Regions from separate parts of the Mus musculus genome. Here region 2 is linked to region 1. Evidence: chromatin loops called from intact Hi-C (ENCODE). Cell type or tissue: left cerebral cortex. All regions are shown on one strand. Each heading gives the region's core, and the rest is flanking DNA. Links, peaks and the distances in the headings are about the cores only.

Evidence for each region. Hi-C counts contacts between places; a loop is a spot of excess contacts. Peaks named below come from ENCODE experiments on the same cell type or tissue, not always from the same donor. Only the 100,000 strongest peaks of a DNase experiment are listed, where the experiment ranks them.
Region 2: it touches region 1 in a loop (2.5-fold over the local background); 2 of 42 quality-filtered maps call a loop at or near these places.

What each region holds. Positions count from the first base shown.
Region 1 is chr7:46,213,445-46,225,344 of GRCm38, reverse strand. Ush1c (USH1 protein network component harmonin) reads left to right here. Exons shown (of 27, transcript NM_001163733.1): 7 at 104-161; 8 at 413-507; 9 at 2,443-2,527; 10 at 3,437-3,496; 11 at 3,648-3,704; 12 at 3,810-3,952; 13 at 4,831-4,896; 14 at 5,922-6,046; 15 at 10,365-10,414. Among named protein-coding and RNA genes, the nearest start is that of Ush1c, 19 kb to the left of the region's middle. In left cerebral cortex, for the core only: no CTCF peak of the experiment used is centred there; DNase peaks (open chromatin) are centred at 5,510 and 6,743.
Region 2 is chr7:45,850,623-45,858,622 of GRCm38, reverse strand. It overlaps Grin2d (glutamate receptor, ionotropic, NMDA2D (epsilon 4)), which reads left to right. Exons shown (of 12, transcript NM_008172.2): 3 at 59-173; 4 at 539-750; 5 at 977-1,145; 6 at 1,730-1,883; 7 at 3,924-4,049; 8 at 4,166-4,395; 9 at 5,260-5,420. Among named protein-coding and RNA genes, the nearest start is that of Grin2d, 12 kb to the left of the region's middle. In left cerebral cortex, for the core only: no CTCF peak of the experiment used is centred there; no DNase peak of the experiment used is centred there; H3K4me3 peaks cover 775 bases.

The DNA.
Region 1 (11,900 bases), core at 1,955-9,954:
CCTGAACTTGCACTGCTCCTGGGCTGCGGGGGTGAAGTGACACAGAACCCAGCTCCCTCGAGTGTGCTTACCGGCTCCATCTTCTCTCTTGCCTTCGCCTCAGCTCTCCTGAGGAGTCCCTCAAATGGCAGTATGTGGATCAGTTCGTGTCGGAATCTGGGGTAAGAGACTACCTGCCATGGGGGTTCGGTAGCTGGCCTTGAAGAAGGAATGGCTCTGGGGAATGTAACCCCGGGGTCCCCCATAGGTCACTAGGGTACCTGGTATAGCATGGTAGGCCTTCAGACTCATACCGCAAGGATATGATGTCTCCAGTCTCCATGAATATTGGCTACTTAATCTGTATGTCTCAAGCTAAAAGGGCCACTTGAAGGCATGTAGACCCAGTAACCTGATTCTGTCTCTCCTTCAGGGTGTGCGAGGTGGCTTGGGCTCACCTGGCAATCGGACAACCAAGGAGAAGAAGGTGTTTATCAGTCTAGTGGGCTCTCGGGGCCTGGGCTGCAGGTAGGTAGCAGGCAAGTCTGGGCTCGGTCACCAGTCTCTAGGTGGGTGACATGCCCAGGGCTCAGTGACAGCTGGTCAATCCCAGGCTCCCCAGAACTTCCTCTCCCTTTCCTCGATACTGCTCCTGAAGACTCTGGTCCACTGGCTGTGGGGCTCATGCACTGGTGATGATGCAGAAGACAGAGCCAGAGATAGAACTCCATTCTATAGGAGCCCTTCCCTCACTGCGAAAGTACATTCTCCAGCTAGGCATCTGCCACAGTTCTCTTGTCACTGATGCTTCTGGGAACCGTCCCATAAGAGGGGCCAGTGAAGCCTACAACTCCAGCACCATCAGAAAGAGCTCTGAGGCTAGCTTAGGGTTGCTAGACCCTGTCTCATAAAATAAAACAATAAGCCGCCACATGCAGGAGCTTTGGGCTCTGTGTAGTGGTCTTGTTGAGATGCGGGTGCTACAGTTGCTGGGAGATATGTTCCAACCCTGCCAGTCTGCCTCAGACTTGGAGCAGTGACTGAGCCCCGGGCCACTCTGAGCTGAAGTCTCTTCCTTTATAAGTACCTTGGAGGGATAACAGTATGTCACAGATCTATTGTAAAAGAAACAATGTATCATGTTCTGTACCCAGCAGGTAGTAAGCAGCTGGTAAATGTTAGTTATTATTAGTTACATTGTTCTTATTATTTATTTTCATTTGCATTTATTTAACACTTTTATAATTTTTTATTTTAAAATTTTTACTTACGTGTAAGTGTGTGTGTGCATGTGCATGAATGTTTTTGTGGATTTGAGTATGGGTACTCACTGGGGCCAGTAGAGGGCATTGAATTCCCTGGAGCTGGAGTTACAGATGTTGTGTGCTACCTCATATGGGTGCTGGGAACCAAACTCCAGGCTTCCTTTCATGAGTATCAACTGCTCTTAACTGATGAGCCATCTTTCCATTCCCAGAAATTATTTGTTTTGTTTTGTTTTGCTTTGCTTTTGAGACAGGGCCTCACTGTGCAGCCTTGGCTGGCCTCAAACTCAGAGAGATCTGCTGGCTTCTACATCCACACCTGTCTCCATGAATGACTTTTAATGTCTGTCCTTGGGTCCTAAGGATATAGCTTAGTTGGTACAGTGCTTGCCAAACATGTGCCAAGGCCTGGTTTCAGTTGTTAGCACTGTATAGACAGAGCATGGTGGTGCACACCTGTAAATCTAGCACTTGAAAAATGGAGGCAGGAAGACCAGGCACCCAAGGTTAACCTGGGCTACATCGTAGTGCTCGATTTTAGTCTGAGCTAGATGAGACCCATCTCAAAAAAATAAAAATAAAATGTCAACTCCCTTCTTTCTGGAAGATGGCAGCCTAACATAGGAGTTAACACCACAGATAGTTACAATGTTGCCTAATATAGAAGTTAACCACACAGATAGTTACAATGTTGTGTGATAAAGATGCTACACCTCCCTCAGGGGTGTTAAATACATTTCCTACCTCTCATCAGTTAATAGTGACACCCTGGAGCACACTTCTGTGAAAGGTTCTAAGTTGGTACCCAGCTGGGTGAGAAAGAGTGCGGTGATTGATTACTGATGTCTGCCACAGACCTGGGAGAGGAAATAACACAAGAGCCATTCTTGCTATTTATAATTTAGAAGCACTAGCAACCTTCGGGGCAATTAGCTTAATTGGTGAAAATCTTATAAGGAATGAACAGGAAAATTCTGGAAAGAAAACAAAAAGCATGAGGGGCTGAGGAGATGAAATCACGAGGAGTTTCTGCCTAGGGCAGCAGTGAAAATTGGACTGGAAGGGAGGGTAGAGACAGAAGGCTTGGGCCTTGAGTTTACGGCAGAAGGCTACAGGCTGGTCATTGAGAATGAACAGGGAGAGCTTCAGGGGACGAGCCGCAAGGGCAGAGCTTCACCCACATTTCTGCCTCCTGCAGCATCTCCAGTGGCCCCATCCAGAAGCCTGGCATCTTCGTCAGCCACGTGAAGCCTGGCTCCCTGTCTGCAGAGGTGGGGTTAGAGGTAAGTGCTGGGATGGGAGAGGGATACGGGGTGAGGTGGGTTTCACACACTGACAGATGCTGCGTCTTCTCACATAGCCTTCTCCTGGCCAGCGCTGGCTGGTGACTCCCTAGTGGTCTCTCAGGGGAAACCATTGTAGAGAAGTGGTACTAGACCCCTTGGTAGCCTTCTTCAGCTCTGACAGCCAATGATCGTGAGTTTGTAGTGATAAGAATTAGAGCTGACATGCCACGTTCTAAGCCCTGCCCCAGATCTGAGGATTAGGTACTAAAGTTACTCCATGATGAGGAAGCCAAGACCAGGCATTGTTTCTTCCAAGGCTACATACTAGAACTTGGGGCTGGAAGTCAATCTCCACGGTGTACCCTCAGAGATGTGACTCTTAATCACTTCTTGAGATGAATTCCTCACCTACAAGATAAGGATCCTAGAATCTCCCTTCCAGGGTTGTTGTGTAAATGAAGTGAGCATTTAGGCTGGATCTATGCCAGACACATAACATTGATCAATAAATGTCAGCTGAGACTGTTACTCTACTGAGGGTCCAACATAGCCTACACTATATGGGAAGTCCAAAGCCTCCTGTGTCCATTAACTAAACCTTGTAAAGGAAATATTATAACAGCAACAGATATTAACTTCTAATAACATGATATGTGATAGCCAATAAGACCATTATGGGATGGAGGGGTGCCAGGATGAGCCTGGGGCCCTCCCAGAAGAGCCCTGTCAGAGCTTGCCACCTGGTCTGTTAACTCAAAGAAGAATGTGGCTGTGGGATCACTGGCCTATGTGTTTAGCATGCCAGGAGACCTTCCTGTAGATGAATGTAGGGATTACACACACACACACACACACACACACACACACACACACACACACACTGACCCGTTTTTCTTTCTCTCCCAGACAGGAGACCAGATTGTGGAAGTCAACGGCATAGACTTCACCAACCTGGACCACAAGGAGGTGAGATGTAATGTCCTCACCTGCTGTATCTCCTCTCCACACACGTCTTCCAGCCAGTGCCACAATGACGGAGACCCTTATGCTCTAGGCCTGCACTGCTCCGATCTGAGTGCCAGGTCCCAACTGACCATCCCCCTGCCTCCCTCCACAGGCTGTGAATGTCCTGAAGAGCAGCCGCAGCCTGACCATCTCCATCGTTGCTGGAGCCGTAAGTCCAGAATGCAGCGATTGCCCCCCAGGACTCCTGACCAGCTCTGTAGCAGAGGATGCTCATATCTCCCAGGGCCTGAGCTTCCCTTCCCACCCCTGACAGGGCCGGGAGCTGTTCATGACGGACCGGGAACGGCTGGAGGAGGCACGGCAGCGTGAGCTGCAACGGCAGGAACTCCTCATGCAGAAGCGGCTGGCCATGGAGTCCAACAAGATCCTCCAGGAGCAGCAGGAGATGGAGCGCCAGTGAGTGGCCAGCTGGGGACCTACATTCCACACCAGACACAACTGACTTCTGCCTGTTTGGCCTGGCCCATTTGGATTCTTTCGGTTGTGCTCTCAGTGCTAGAATAGGTGTCCATCTAGTTCCTTAGAAAGCCTGATTCCTTGCTAAGGAGACCTGGCTTTCAGACACCAGTACTATACAAGAGAGGCTCCTGCCAGCAATACTGAGCACCCACCTGCCTATTGTGTCTCACTGTATTCAGGACTTTGTTTATGTTGCTAGTTTAGCTCCCATGGTATCCCTGGAAGGCAGAGAGCATCAACCCATTAAATAGGTGAGAAGGCTGAGTCTTTGTAAGTTGAAGCTGCCTATGTCCAGAATCCTAGGAGGCCAGGCTGGGAGGAAGCAGACTGGATCAGGAGCCTGGCAGTCACCATGGAGTCCCCTAACTGTGGTGATAAGCCCCGCCCCTGCGTGTTTGAAATAGACTGAGAAAAGCAACTGGATAAGCAACTCATAAATCAAAACCAGTGTCAGCCTACCAATCCTGACACAGTTTGGGTGCTTACTAAGTGTTTGGAAAAGGGAAGAGAAGGCCACTCCCTCTCCTCCGTCACAGAATTAGCCTGGTGAGCTTTACCTTTGCACAGAGCTGGTCCTCAGGTGCCCCTGGCGCCTGCCCCTGTGGCACAGGATCCCCGCCCAGCAGCGCCAGATGAAATTACCCAGGACCACGGGGCCTAGACTTCACAGAACCACACCCACAGTTGCAGCATCTCTGGAAGATGGACGGCAGAGAACATTGAAACTGTCTCTCAGATCAGGAGTCAGGCACAGGGAGAGTTAGCGAGCGCTCTGTGCAGAGACTCACGCCAGCAAACCTCTATCTGTGTTTCAGGAGGAGAAAGGAGATCGCCCAGAAGGCTGCCGAGGAGAATGAGAGATACCGGAAGGAGATGGAACAGTGAGTGTGTGGGGTCCAGCCCGAGTGCCCATGGCTGTGTGTGCTGAGCACGTGTAGTCAGAAACAGACACGTCTGTCATTCCATGACATATAGAATCACACAAAATCCACAAACTGCATTGACTTCATTGGCTCAAATCCACCCAATAGTTCCAATCTCCCTCTTTTCTCGTGACCGTAGTTACTATTATTACACCTACACAGCATATTACATGCTTCACGGCGATGGATGAGCAGAAGCCCCTAGGACAGGTGGGAATTGTCTGGCTGTCAGTCCCTTGATGCGCGTCAGTCATTTGACATACACTGGATGGTCAGATGACCAAGGAATGGAACTGTCGCCATGACAATGTCACGTGTCCTTCTCTTTATGGGGTCCAGGTTGGGGTGTTGCTCCCTTCACTATTCTAGTATGCTGGGTGAGTTTCAGGGTTCACTCTATACACCCACGTACCCATATATTCCCAGGCTGCTTTGGTAGGTTTATGGGTAGTACCTCTTTACTCTTAGGAGGAGCTACCACGGATAGCCCTGGACACGTGGTCGTGTCTACAAGCACAAACACAGTGCCGAGTCATCCCACCTCTGCATTTTTACTTGAAACAAACAGAGACAAATGTTGCTTTGCATAATAGACTCCTCACTCAGGGCAAGGCACAGCCTGGAGCTTTTGTTCCATACAAGGTAGAACAACGCTCAGTGCAGGGTTCAGCCTGTTCTTAGCACTGGACCTGAGCATGCTCCTGGGAGTGTGGCAAGCCACCTGCAGACCCAGCTGACCGTGCTCAAGATCCTCGCCACCCATCTGTAATTCTAAGCAAGCCCCTTTGTCTCAGTGCAACCAGAGCGTATTGCTGAAGCTGTGTGCACACTCAGCTTTGACACTCCACTGCAGTGGTGGTCCTCTTTCATGGCTAGAGCCATGAGGCCTCCCTTCCCAAGGGGGTCCCCTGGCAGCAAGAGGTGAGCCCCTGAAGGTTCTGCCATCAATCACAGGTGTGTGTGTTGGGGGGGTCTCATTTCAGGATCTCGGAGGAGGAAGAGAAGTTTAAGAAGCAGTGGAAAGAAGACTGGGGTTCAAAGGAGCAGCTCATTCTGCCTAAGACCATCACCGCAGAGGTGCACCCGGTGCCCCTTCGCAAGCCCAAGTGTATGTATGACCTGTCCGGGATGGGCCCTTCCAGGGCCTGAGGCTAAGGGCGCTAGATAGAAATACAGTCTTCCTCCTCTCATCAGCACCTTTCCAGGTGACTATCCCAGGGCTGTCTGGGCTGCGTTTCCCTCAGGAGAGGCAGTGTGAGTGGATGAGCATCAGCTAAAGCCTCGTAGTAAGAGAGTCTGCTCTCCTTCCTCGTCTGGGGCCAGGGGGTCTGTCTGGTTCATGCACCAGCTGCCTCACTGTACCGAATGACATAGATGCTGCAGAGGGGACAGAGAGCTTGGTGGATGTGGAATTGGTTTATAGGATGACTACCCGAGCTTGGTGGATGTCGTGGTGTCTTCTGGCCTGGTTCTGAACTTGGGCTGGGTTGAAACCAACATCGAGAAAGAGAGAGTAGATCTCTGGTAGTGCAAGGTTGACAGGCAGCTAGGGAGGAACTGGTCAAAGGGGCCCATCACCTACCTTCCTGCCACTGTTACTCTGATGATGGAGGCAGAGGAAGGAGCGTAAGACCTGCCATGTACCCACTGGAGCCCGGGGGTTGTGCGATGCTGGCCCTAAGCTCCCCCTGCCCTTCCCATCTCCGCTTTAGCAGTCACGTGTCACGTGTTCTTCCTCCAGTTTCAGCTCAGGCCTCCCTCAGAAGCTCCCCATCCATCTGCTCTCAGCCCCACCCACCTGCTCTCAGCCACACCCACACGCTCTCAGCCACACCCACCTGCTCTCAGCCCCACCCACCAGGAGGTGGTGGAGGAGAGCGGCTTCAAACAGTGTAGCCCGTGGCCATCACAAGTCCCTCGTTCCTGGCTGGGTCTTCACTCCCACGCCCTATCTCTTTCTAATTATAATTGACATGGGCAGGTCAATAACATTCTTGTGCTCAGGCCTAGACTGTGGGAACCTCTGGGTGGAAATATCCCTGGACCCCAGATCCAAGGTTCCACATTGCCATGGAGGTCTAGCTAACTCACCCAACTTCAGATTCCCACCTGTGCCTTTATAGAGAAGCCCCTTTGCCAACAACAAAACAGACGTGCACGACTTCTAGATTCTTCCATTTCACTCTCCCCCTAGTGCGTTCCTTCTTGGCAGCAGGGCACAGGTGTCATCTCTCAGGGACGACAAAGCACTCTCTCATCAGCCTCCCCCACGCTAGTCTGTATTTGCCGAGGATGTAGCCTGAGACAAATTTCCAGAGAGTAATTCGTATTTTAGACAGGAGCTAGTTTCTCTTGTGCGTGAAATGGGAGCTTCAGAAGGAGAGAAATCGATTTTAATTGCTTCTCACAAAGGTAATCTGAGTGAGTGTAGTACGCTTCTAGAAACTGGGTCCCAGGGCTTCACAGACTCAGGGATTGTGGAAAATAAAAGCCCTTTCACAAGCCTAGCTATTTATTTAATGCTTTTTAATTTTCCTGAATAAAAGGACAAGAGTGTTCATTTTACTCGGGCTAGGCTATCCTGAGGCAGAACCCAAGCTCGGTTGATGACTGAGTCCTCTACCCACCTGGGACAGCTGGGCAGCTGGCTGTCTTCACACGCAGGCATTAGCCCTGTGTCTGCTCCTTCTCCTGTTGCTGTGACCAAAACAAGTTAAGGAAGGAGCCGTTTGCTTTGACTCACAGTATGAGGTGGCTGGTCACATCATGACCATAGTGAAGAAACACACACACACACACACACACACACACACACACACACACACACACACACACACGCTCCTTTTTATACAGTCTGGTACCCAGCCCATGGAATCCTCCCACGTGAGGACAGGACTTCCCACCTCAGTTAACCTAATCTAGAACAAGCAAACCCAGCGCTTTGCCTCCTAGGTGCTTCTAGATCTCGCCAAGTTGGCAGTATTTATAGATGACAGTATTCAGGGCTGGTCCACAAATGCAGCCAGGCCTCTGAGAGAAGGTCCATTCTGTTTCTCACCTGCCCCGTCCACAGAGAGCCCCAGAGGTAAAGGAAGGCTGCAGAGCCAGCAGAAACTCCCCCAGACAGCTCCTCCTTGACCTCCATTCAACCTATAGCCAACAAGCTAGCTCTGACTCAGGCTTCCGTGCCTGTGAGGAATGGGCTCTACCTTTTTGAGCAACCGGAGAAGAGCCTGGAACATCCCAATCTTAGGTCAAGAAGCAACCTAAGCTTAGAGACAGCATTGGCAGCTCTCCCAAACCTGGCCCCCCATGGGGCTATGATAGCTACCTCAGCCGACCAGCCATGGCTGGCCAGCCACACGCAACACTGCCCAGCCCTCAGAGCTAGGACATACCATCCCCGAGATGCCAAAAGACCCTTCTTTAGCTTAACGGCAGGGTGTGAGGGAGGAGAAGGTGTTTTTCATGAAGGACTCCCCCTCTTAGTTAGAAGATGAGGGACTTTAATGAGACATCACTGTCCCTTCTCCCTCAAGGACACCCTCAGTTATTGCCCATCCAACAGACCCATGACTTGAAAGTTGGTGGGAAGTTGTTTTTTTTGTTTTTTTTTTCTCAAATCGAGCAATTCTTTGTGCCCTCATTGTCTTCCCTAAGCATCTGTGTGCCTTTGTCTAGTAAATGTAATTGGAGCTGACAGCAAAGCAACTGAATGCCCAGCCTGAGAAAGGAGACATTATGAAATATCAAAACAGTTAACAAGCAGGCTTCCGTACTTCCTGCTGGTGTCCCAGGGAGGCCAGGAACCAGGTTGTAAATAACTGGAGTGTATAGCTGGTTTTCCACAGACTCCTGTTATCCTAATGGCACATGCCCTGTGTATGTCACCTCCCTGGGAGTCCCAGCCTTCAGCTGCTGCCCACATAGCCCAGATAACTCTCCCAGAGGATGCAGAATCCCTAGGGGAATGAGGAGTAAAAAGATCCATTCTCCCATGAAAAGCCCTTCGCAGAGACTGCCAGTCTTCTCCCTGCGCCTCCAACTTTCAACCCTATTCCCTGCAAAACAGTTCTCATGCTGATGTCAGATCGGAGGACCCTACTGTTAGCCCATTTTACAGACAGAAAAGTTAAGGCTACTAAGGTTCAAAGCACTGTGTGTACACACCAGAGCAAGGAGACCTAGCTGGAAGCGCTTGAGCCCTGCTGCTGCCCCGACCCCACAGCTTCCTCGAGACAACTAGTCACGGGTTCCCAGACACCTAGAGAGCTCCTTTTCTGAAGCCCCTTGGTTCACTGGCTTGCCCTTCTTTTCCCCTGGGTAGATGATCAGGGAGTGGAGCCGGCAGACCACTTGGATGGAAGCACGGAGGAGCAGAGACAGCAGGTTGGCGCCCTTGCTTTGCTCCCTGGCTTGGCTGCCCTGCTTGCTCTGCCCGTCTCCTTTGGATATAGTGGAGAACCAGCTTGAAAGAGCTGGACCATGGTGGGAACCCCTGGGGTCTGTGAGGATGCTCCAAGCTTGGTCCATGCACTGAGAACTAAACTTTGGGGACAAGATTCATGGCTAGGCTGAAAACTTATTGGGCATGTGCCAATATGGAGGAACCACTGGCTCAAATATTTAAATATTACCCACCCAAGATTCCCACCCTACTGCTCTGGCCTCTACCATAGTACTGAGTCCCTAGCCCCCTCCCTCTGAGCTGGTGTGCCTGCTCTAAGTCTGAGCTCAACAGCACAGACAGTTAAGCATGAGCTATTAACTCTAGCCTTGACGGCTCAGGTCTGGGGTGCTGCCCTACTCTGCCATTGCCTGGGCAAGGGGACTATGACCTGTTTATCTGACCTGGGCAGGGGATTTGCTTTCGGGAAGCTTATCTCCTGCTTGCTGTTACCACAACTGCCCTTCCAGAACCTTCCAGAATGACTGCCTTTCTTTGGTGTTAAAAGAGGGGCTGCGGTCTGTGCTCTTAGATACTTTGACTCTTTCTGGCAGTGGTTCCAGGCAGAGGCTCAAACTGCCTTTTGTTTGAAGCCATTTCTTAGATGTGGAAAGCAGGCATCAGCTTAGGGAGTGCTTTTTTTTTCTTTCCATGGGCCTTTGTGTTTGTGCCCACTTCTGTGATTTGGAAAAGCATGTCTTTCCACAAAGACAATCTTGCTGGTTTTCTGGCATGAACTTCAGAAGCCAGTGTTCTGGGGGAGATACATTGATGGTGACCTTGACCCTGGGAATCAGGACGGTACACAAGTGGTCTCTAGCCTGCTTTGCCCCAGATCCATCACCAGGTGAGGGGAAAGTGGGCCAAAGGGCATGATCTTGCTGTTGGGTTTTACAAAGCCACACATACCTTGGGAACGCAACCCCCAACTGTTGCCTGTGGATTCTGCATCTCATCGTTTGTCTTTCTGTCATTGTAGCTTTTGGGTGGTTTTACCGTTACGATGGCAAATTCCCAACCATCCGGAAGGTAGGACAGGCCTGAGCAAGGCACTGTGTGCTGCCAAGTTTGATGTGAGCTGTGATCCTTTCTGTCCATTTTTTTCGCCTCCACTTTCAAAGTTGACCTTTTGATCCCTGTCTTCTGATGTCCGGCAGGGATGCCATGATAAAGGTGTCAGGAGATGGGAGCAAGCATTCTTAGCATGAGACTTGCCTAAGCCCTGGGTGGCTCTGATGGTCTTGGTCAGGAGCAAGCAACTTCAGACTTGCTATGCCAAGCAGAACCAGAACCATCACCAGAAGCCTGGGATAGGTGGGGTAAAAAGCAGGGTGGGTGACATAAAACAATTCATGATGACCCTGCCAGATGTAGCTTGTGTGGAATTTGGCACCCCGGTCTGGGAATGCAGCCATACTAATGCCATCTATGGCCTAGACCTATCTCTGCCCAGGGCTAGGATTATGTATCTTTCCATTCCCTAAGACCTTTAATTTTCTCTCTAAATCTCATTATACTATCTCCAGGCCCCATAAAATACTCATCTTTTGTCTTACTAAATTTCATCAGTATTTGATTGTGAAAATGCCACGGTTAATATCTGTACTGCATGTTAGACATTCGAGATGGCTTGGTATTTAGAAATCAGGCTGCCGGCATAAATCTGAGTGAACTCATTGACCCAGCTCAGCTCTTTCTAGCAAGGGCCCTGGGAAGCAAGGCTGTGGCAGCAGCATGAGCTTGGGATACTGCCCACCACACGCCACTTACACAGTAGCAGCGGGATTCCTGACACACATGTGCCTGGGATTGCAGCATTCCACAGCAGTGAGCAGGCTTAGGCTACAGTGCCCGAAGGACCCCTTCTTACCCTGTTTTGATCTCAGAGAGTGTGTGGTCTCCTAGGACTGTGGCCTCTGTGTCACAAGCTGAGTCCATGGCTTGAAGTAATGTCCAACCTTTTGACATTGTGACATGGCACTGACATCTACAAAGTTCCCATACAATTGAGTTACAACACCTTTCAAAAATAATATATTGTTTTAAGTAAGTTTATGGTTTTGTATTGGGCTATGTTTGTAGCTATCCTAGCTTCAGGCTAGAGGCTGGACTCTGAGGGGGAATCTCATGGAGTTAGACTGCTAATTCTTCCCATTATAGTCTCTATTAGACCTTGGCTAAAGGAAACAACATATTCCATACACCAGTACTTGGACATGTGATATATATGTATGTATGTATATATATGTACATATATATATACATACATATATATGTGTGTGTGTATATATATATATTATATATATATATATACATATATATATATATCACATGTGTATGCACACAGAGAGAGAGAGAGAGATTTTACTGGAAAAATAATTAGTACAAACGGATAGGGCATGTTTTCTCCAGACATAATTAACTATGGAAATGCAAATGAGCTGGAATGCTCTATACACACAAACCCCATTCCTTGGAAGTTGCTCTTAGTGATGGGGTCAGGCTAAAGTCCTCG
Region 2 (8,000 bases), core at 1-8,000, 360 kb after region 1:
ACCAAGGAACTCAACCCAGGTCCCAATGTGAAAGCCCCCCCCCCTTCCTCCCTGGCAGGTATTTCATGAACATCACCTGGGATAACCGAGACTACTCCTTCAATGAGGATGGCTTTCTGGTAAACCCGTCACTGGTAGTCATCTCCCTCACCAGAGACAGGACGTGGGAAGTGGTGAGTGGCCAACCAGACCCCAGGCATCTGTAAGAGAACCTGGACCCATGGGTCTAAAGGAGGGGGGCGGGGGGGTCTGGACCCCCGTGTCTGAGGGACGAGAGACAGGTCTAGACTCCAACGTGTTATGGAAAGTCATAACTGAAGGCACAGGTTCTGGTCTGAAGGAGGAAGGAGCAAGGTATTCTGGGTTCTGGAGGAAACTGGTAAACTCGATCTTTGGTTTGAGGGAGGGGCAGCAAAGTCAGGACACTCTGGAATGCTGCCACGGTGCTCGGCAGTATGACTCTTGTGTTTGTTTGGTTTTGTTTTGTTGTTGTTTGTTTTTGTTTTGTTTTGGTTTGGTTTGGTTTATTTTTGCCAAGGTGGGCAGCTGGGAACAGCAGACCCTCCGCCTCAAGTACCCTCTATGGTCCCGCTATGGCCGCTTCCTGCAGCCGGTGGATGACACGCAGCACCTCACTGTGGCCACGCTGGAGGAGAGACCTTTTGTCATTGTAGAGCCTGCAGACCCCATCAGCGGCACTTGCATCAGAGACTCGGTTCCCTGCCGGAGCCAGCTCAACCGTACCCACAGGTGACAGCCCCAGAGCCAGAGGGTTCGGCCTCTTTCTTTCCCCTGAAGCACAGCGGGCTAGGCTCCAGCCCCACAGCCCTCCCGCTGCGTGACTTGGCGGGGAAGCCAAGAAATTCTTAAGCTTCATCTCCCAAGAAAACACTATCCGTAGTTTTAGCAGCCTCTGGCCTCATGGGAGAGCCTAACAGTGGTCCCCAACCTCTTCAAGCCTGGTCGCTCCCCGCAGCCCTCCGCCTGACGCTCCCCGCCCGGAGAAGAGATGCTGCAAGGGTTTCTGCATTGACATTTTGAAGAGGCTGGCGCACACCATCGGTTTCAGCTATGACCTCTACCTGGTTACCAACGGCAAGCATGGCAAGAAGATCGATGGCGTCTGGAATGGCATGATTGGTGAGGTAAGACAGGCGGGACAGAACCTGTGGGAGAGGAATCTTGAGGATTTAGGCCATGAGGAGGGCGTCCGGGAGCAGGGGGCGTGGCCAAAGGAGACTGCCCGGCTTGGTAAGGGCGTTGTGTGAAGTGGAGGGTCACAGCTAAGGGCAACTTCAGGGATAGGACTGGGATGCTTGGGGCTGGGCCAGTTTATGGGAGGCGGTCAGAAGAAGGGACCTTGAAGGACAATGGCGAGGAGGGTTAGGAGGGTGGATCTCCTGGGGAGGGGCGGGACTAGAGGGTAGAACTCATAGGAAGGGGGTTTGGAGGGTGGAACTCCTAGAAGGGGCGGGGCAGGAAATCTGGATCCCTAGACCTTAAGCAAGTGATGTTGGGGCAGTGGGCGGGGTAGAGGAGACCTCTTCTGCTCCTGCTTCTGCTCTCTCTCTCCCCTACTTCCCTTGCTCCTCTGTACCCCTCCTCACTCATCAACCAGACCTCCTAGCCTGTCTCCCACACCATCACTGTCTCCCAGGGCCAGGCTTTGCCCAGCGCTGGCCTCTGTCCTCTGAGCCGCTCCCCTTGCCAACTCCTCGATCCACCCCAGGTGTTCTATCAGCGTGCGGACATGGCCATCGGCTCCCTCACCATCAATGAGGAGCGGTCAGAGATCGTGGACTTCTCCGTCCCTTTTGTAGAGACAGGCATCAGCGTCATGGTGGCACGCAGCAATGGCACTGTGTCCCCCTCTGCCTTCCTCGGTGAGCCAGCCAAGACAGAGAGTCATACTTAGACAAGGCTGGAGCAACTGTCCCTCACACTGTGGGCCCTGGGTCCTATGAGGTGACCTCACTTCCAACTTGAGGTTCCTGATCTGTAAAATGGAAGAAATACTTTGCCTGGCAGGAAGTTCAACCGGCAGTTCAGTCAGCCTGAGCTCAGGAGCCTTCACTTGCAGTGTCTTCCACGGCTCTAACCCTGGGTTTGCATCCACAGTTGTCTGGGGTGCTGTTGTTGTTGTTGTTTTTTTTTATTTGTTTAAAGACAAGGTCTCTCTATGTTCCTGGCTGCCCTGAAACTCAGAACTCAGAGCAAGCTGCCTGCCTCTGTCTCCTGAGTACTGGAACTAAAGGTGTGCCCTACCATATCTGGCCAGATTTTTGGTTTTGGTTTGTTTAAAGATTTTATTTATTTTTATTTTCTGTGCGTTGTCATTTTGACTGAACTGGAGTTACAGACAGCTGTGAGCTGCCATGTGGGCACTGGGAATTGAACCTGGGTCCTCTGGGAGAAAATACCCAGTGCTCTTAGCCACTGAGACATCTCTCCAGCCCAATAATTTTTTTTTTTTGGTGGAGGGAGTGTTTCAAGACAGGATTTCGCTATGTAGCCCTGGATGTCTTGGAACTAGCCCTATAGACCAGGCTGGTCTAGAACTCAGAGATCTGCCTCCTGAGTGCTGGGATTAAAGATTTGGGCCAACACCTCCTAGCTGATTTTTGGTTGTTTTATTTTGTTTTAAGATATAGGCTTAATATATAGCTTAGGTTTGCCTTGAACATCCAACTACTCTTATATGTCTGTCTCTGCCTGCCTCCAGAGTGTAAGGATTTGTTTTTGGTTTTTTGATTTTTTTTTTTTCTTAAAGAGGGCTCTCTGGGGCCAGGTGTACCCCAGCACAAAAATGTGTAGGGTTTGTTTGTTTAGTTTGTTTGTTTGTTTCCAGTGCTGGGGATTAAACCTAAGACCTAGAAGACCATAGTGACTAAGACAGGTGAATTCTTGTCTCCTAGGAGCTTCCCTCCCCCCTCGAGAGATGCAGACTAGACCACCCCCAATAGCTATCATGAGAAATTAGGCTGAGGTGAAGAGAGAGAGGCACAGGGTGGCTGTTGGTGTGGATAGGACAGGAGAGGGTGGTGTTGTTGTTGGGTTTTTTTGTTTGTTTGTTTGGGGTTTTTTTGGGGGGGGTTGTTTGTTTGTTTGGCACAGGGTTTCTCTGTGTAGCCCTGGCAGTCCTGGTACTCTGTAGACCAGGCTGGCCTCGAACTCAATGGAATCTGCCTACCTCTGCTTCCCAAGTGCTGGGATTAAAGGTTGGCAAGGGGGCCACCGCAGTGGTCCATGACACAAAGGACAGAGGTATGCAGAAGCACACCAGCGAGGGACAATGTTTATGGATCTGGGTGTGACCAGGAAGCCACTTTGTGGTGCATTGGGCAGAAACATCAACTCCTGATCTGGGGACAACAGAAGTGGGCAAGAGGACAAGGCCAGCAGGTCATATCTGTTGCCCCTTGCTCTTGGCAGTCTGAACAAGGTTCCAGAGAGAGAGAGAGAGAGAGAGAGAGAGAGAGAGATCCTTTCCCCTGGGGCCATGAGATTGGGGAGATGGTCCCAGAGAGAAGACTATGCTTTTTCTTTGCTGGCCATGGAGATGGGGAAGACAGGCCCAAGGAGCTTGAGGGACGGGATCAAGGAGCAGGGGGCTGTGACCTGGGGCTGGGTGGTCACGGCTGCCAAGATGCAGAGCCTGGGATGGGATGAAAGGCCCTGAGGGAAAGCTGGTGAGGTGGAGACTCAGGTCTTGAGCTCAGGATATATAGTAGACAGCTGATGGGGCCGGTGACAACCATAGAAACGGTTATAGTAGCTCTCTGTGAGGAGGACTGCCAGGAGTCTATGTGATAATAGGCCGTCCCTGAAGTAGGGACCAGGAGAGGGAACAGAATAGGATGGAGTCAACTGGGCTCCCTCTGTCCCTCAAGCCTTTGCTTGGCTGATGCCTCCCATGTCCCCAGAGCCCTACAGCCCCGCTGTGTGGGTGATGATGTTCGTCATGTGCCTCACCGTGGTCGCCGTCACAGTTTTCATCTTTGAGTACCTCAGTCCTGTGGGCTATAACCGAAGCCTGGCCACGGGCAAACGTGAGTCCCTTCCTTAGCTGACCCCACACAGAACTATATCCCAGTAGCCCTGGGGTAAAGCTAAGTATGAGGAGTGGAGGGACTGTGAGGTCCATGTCCTGTCCTGGCCCCCACAGGCCCCGGAGGCTCTACCTTCACCATTGGGAAATCCATCTGGCTGCTGTGGGCCCTGGTGTTCAACAACTCCGTGCCAGTGGAGAATCCTCGGGGCACCACCAGCAAGATCATGGTGCTGGTGTGGGCCTTCTTTGCCGTCATCTTTCTTGCCAGCTATACAGCCAATCTGGCTGCCTTCATGATCCAGGAGGAGTACGTGGACACCGTGTCTGGGCTCAGCGACCGGAAGGTGTGTACAGGGGGCAGGCTGAGCTGGCTTGTAACTTGTCCCAGGGCAGAGGGGTTCCTGGGAGACTGCCCCCTCGTCCCCAGAGGAGTAAAGATGGAAGGTTCTGAAAGGAGCTGAACGATTTAAACATTCCTGGGGAAAGAGGCTGTTCCCAATGTCCCAGGAGCAGTGATGCCAAATGGGGTGTTCTAGACAAGTGGATCACTCACACCATAATGAAGATGGAATTTCTGACACAGCTAATCCATTGGTGACCATGCTTGGGTGAAATACATTAGCAATGAATGACTAATAATGTAGAAATAACACTGAGCACCAGGACATTCAGGAGTCAATCTAAGGCTAGTGATGCATGCCTATAATTGCAGTCCTCCAGAGGCTGAGGCAGGAGGATCATAAGTTCAAGGACAGGCTGGCTACATAGTAAGTCCCTGTCTAGAATAAGAACAGCAATAAAGTCAAGTCCAATTTTTACTGATTAGATTCAACCACGCATAGAATTATCCCATCCAAACACTCCAAATACCCACCCCCTCTGTTTGTACTCTTGCCTTTGGTATCCTCCCACAGCATGTGGGGGTGGAAGCCATAAGGGACACTGTGAGACTACAGTGGCTAGCCCCCTATCTCAGACTGTGAGCGGATTGTAGCATAGATGCAATGGGTTGCATTAAGTGTTGTCTTCAGGGGAATGGAGGTAGAACATCGGTGCAAACAATATGTCGGTCATACGTCACATAGCAAAGGGTGTGGTTCTGCCAACACCCTCTGAGCCTGACCCTTAATTTGCAGGCTCTCCAGAATGTGGCATTCGGTTTGGGTGTTTCCTAGAGGGTACATTAATAACTCCTCCTTCTGTCCTAGTTCCAGCGGCCCCAGGAGCAATACCCACCCCTGAAGTTTGGAACGGTGCCCAATGGGTCCACGGAGAAGAATATCCGAAGCAACTACCCTGATATGCACAGCTACATGGTGCGATACAACCAGCCAAGAGTGGAGGAGGCGCTCACTCAGCTCAAGGCAGGGTCAGCGCAGACTCGGGCAGTGGGGCCCTAGAGCACTTGGGGAGGGTGGGGGCTCGTGTGTCGGAGGTCATCCTGGGGTGGTTCGTTAAGGAGACCTGGGACAGTCAGGACTGTGACTAGGCCCCTTCGTGGCTTTGTAACTTTAGACACCTGACTCGGTGCTCTGAGTCTGTTTCTGTGTGCACAGTGAGGATCACAAGGACATCTCCTTGCTATAAGAACAAAGTTTGGTCAGGAGTGGTGGCGCGCGCCTTTAATTCCACCACTTGGGAGGCAGCTCTTGGTGAGTTCCAGGACAGCCAGGGCTACATACTGAGACTCTGTCTCAAAATAAACCAACAAAAAACGTAGTTAATGCACACAGAGCAGTGGCCAGAGCACTGTGGGTCTTTGTGGGTTATTGTATTGATATCATCAGTTCTGAACTCTGCAGTGAATAATTCGATTATGGGAGGTGACTTTTTTTTTTAATATTAGCTCTCTAAATCATAGGGCTAAAGTTAAATTCAGTCTTCAAAGTGCAGCCCCCAAAATGGCAGACTTAGTGTGGGACCTGGTTTGTGGCTCAGCAGTAGAGGGCTGGCCTGGTCTATCCCAAGCGCTGGACTCGTCCTCCAGAACTGTGGTTTCCTACACGAGTGCAGCTGCTCTCTTGCCTCTTTCGCCATGTGTTTCTTCTCTTATCCCTTCTTTGTGCTGGACAGTGGGTAGACATTTCCTGTTCTCTGTTGCTGAGCATCAGAGAGGAAAAACGAGCAGCAAACACACAAACTGGCAGGGTCACCAGGGTGTGTGAGTGGGCTTCTCGGCGGGGTCACAGCCACCAGGGCATCTGGTGGGCTTCTGAGAAGAGATAGCACGTGTGCACTCACGGGTTGATGCAGAGCCTTGCAAGCACAGGACATATAGAGGCCCTGGGACTGGTGTGGAGGGACATCTGGAAGACCAGGTGGCTGAAGGGCGTGGACCTAGAGTGAAAGGCCAGAGGCAAGGAGGACAAAGGTGACCCCTGAGACCATCAGGGTTGGCTTTGTGCCAAAGCGGTGAGACACCTTTGCAGGGGACTAAGCAAAGAAGCCTTTAGTTCTTGAGTGTTCTCCACTCAAGACCAGAGGGGAGCATGAGCAGTATGGAGGCCATTATGTCACCTAGAACCTCCCTCGGGCCCCACCTTCTTCCTCATCCCTCAAGCAGCCATCCTGGCTAGATCTGTTACCCCTTTCTCTCACGTGGACTGTCGAGCCCCAAGAGAAGGAAGTCAGTCAGCTGGCACAGTATAAGGTGAGCCCGAGGATAAAGCTCTGTACCAAAGGCTGGAGAGATGGCTCAGTGGTTAAGAGCCATCAACCCAAGGTCAATTCCCAGCAACCATGTGATGGCTCACAACCATCTGTAATGGGATCTGATGCCCCCTTCTGGTGTGTGTCTGACAGCTACAGTGTACTCATATCCACAAAGCTCTGTACCAAAAAGTATTCGCCCACCTAAACTTGGTAAAAGAACAGTTCTGGGGGATCTGCGGTTCCTGTACTTAGAAACGTGGTCAACAGCAAAGCAGATACGCTTCGAGATTGGAAAGAACATTGACACACTGCTCTCTGTATCTTGTAGGATAACAAGTCCAGGGAGCCAATCGTGGTGGTCCATGCCTGTTGTCCCAGCACTTGGGAGGGTATAGCAAAAGGATTGAGGGCTTAAGGCCATTCTGAACTACATAGTGAGGCCCTGTCTCAAACAGGAAAAGGAAATAGTACTTGGCTAGCAGGATAGTTCAAAGATGCTATCAAGGATCCAAACTCTGTACACATTTCTGCTCTGTCAAACTTGCTGTATAGGCCTTCGTGCTCATTTGGTTGCCTCATGGTCACAGGAAAGCTGCTGCCGCTCCATGGAGCACATCCTAGTAACAAGCATGGGGGAGGAAGTGTGATGGAGTGCAGGCTCTTCTCTCTGCCAGCCTTGGCCCTCTCAGGGACTTGTGCATCTTTCTAAGAACCTATCAAGCAACCACTCGTAACTGTTAGGGCAACTGGGAGGATGATTATCTGAGCTGAGAACGAGGCTGTGGACTAAGATATAGTCTCACTATCTGCTGGAGTCTTGCCCTGTGTTTTGGGGTTTTGTTTGTTTGTTTGCTTGCTTGCTTGTTTTTGCCAAGCTCAGCAACGTTCTCTCTTGTAACTCTCCATCTCTCCATCTCTATCCTCTCTTTCTGGGGTCACATGGACTCTGTATCCAAACTCTCAATGAGCCAGGGAGCCTCGAGCCTCCCGTTGGGGTCTGAGTTTGAGTACTCCCTTATCAGCCAGCTCTGATTTGTCTCCTTCAGTGCTGTGCCCTGGCCATCAACCCTTGCTGGGACACCTCCTCCTCCTTTACCCTCTCCCTAGACCCATCTGTCACATTCATATGACAGATGTTGCTAATGCTCTAGGCAGGAACCCTGAAAACTTTCCAGGGCTCCATGCAATGGGAAACTTCTTACTTTAAGCTAGGAAGCCAGTGGTGGCCATCCTACCTTGGCAGATAACCATAACTATATAGGTAAATATAACTATATATGTATAACTATAATGACAT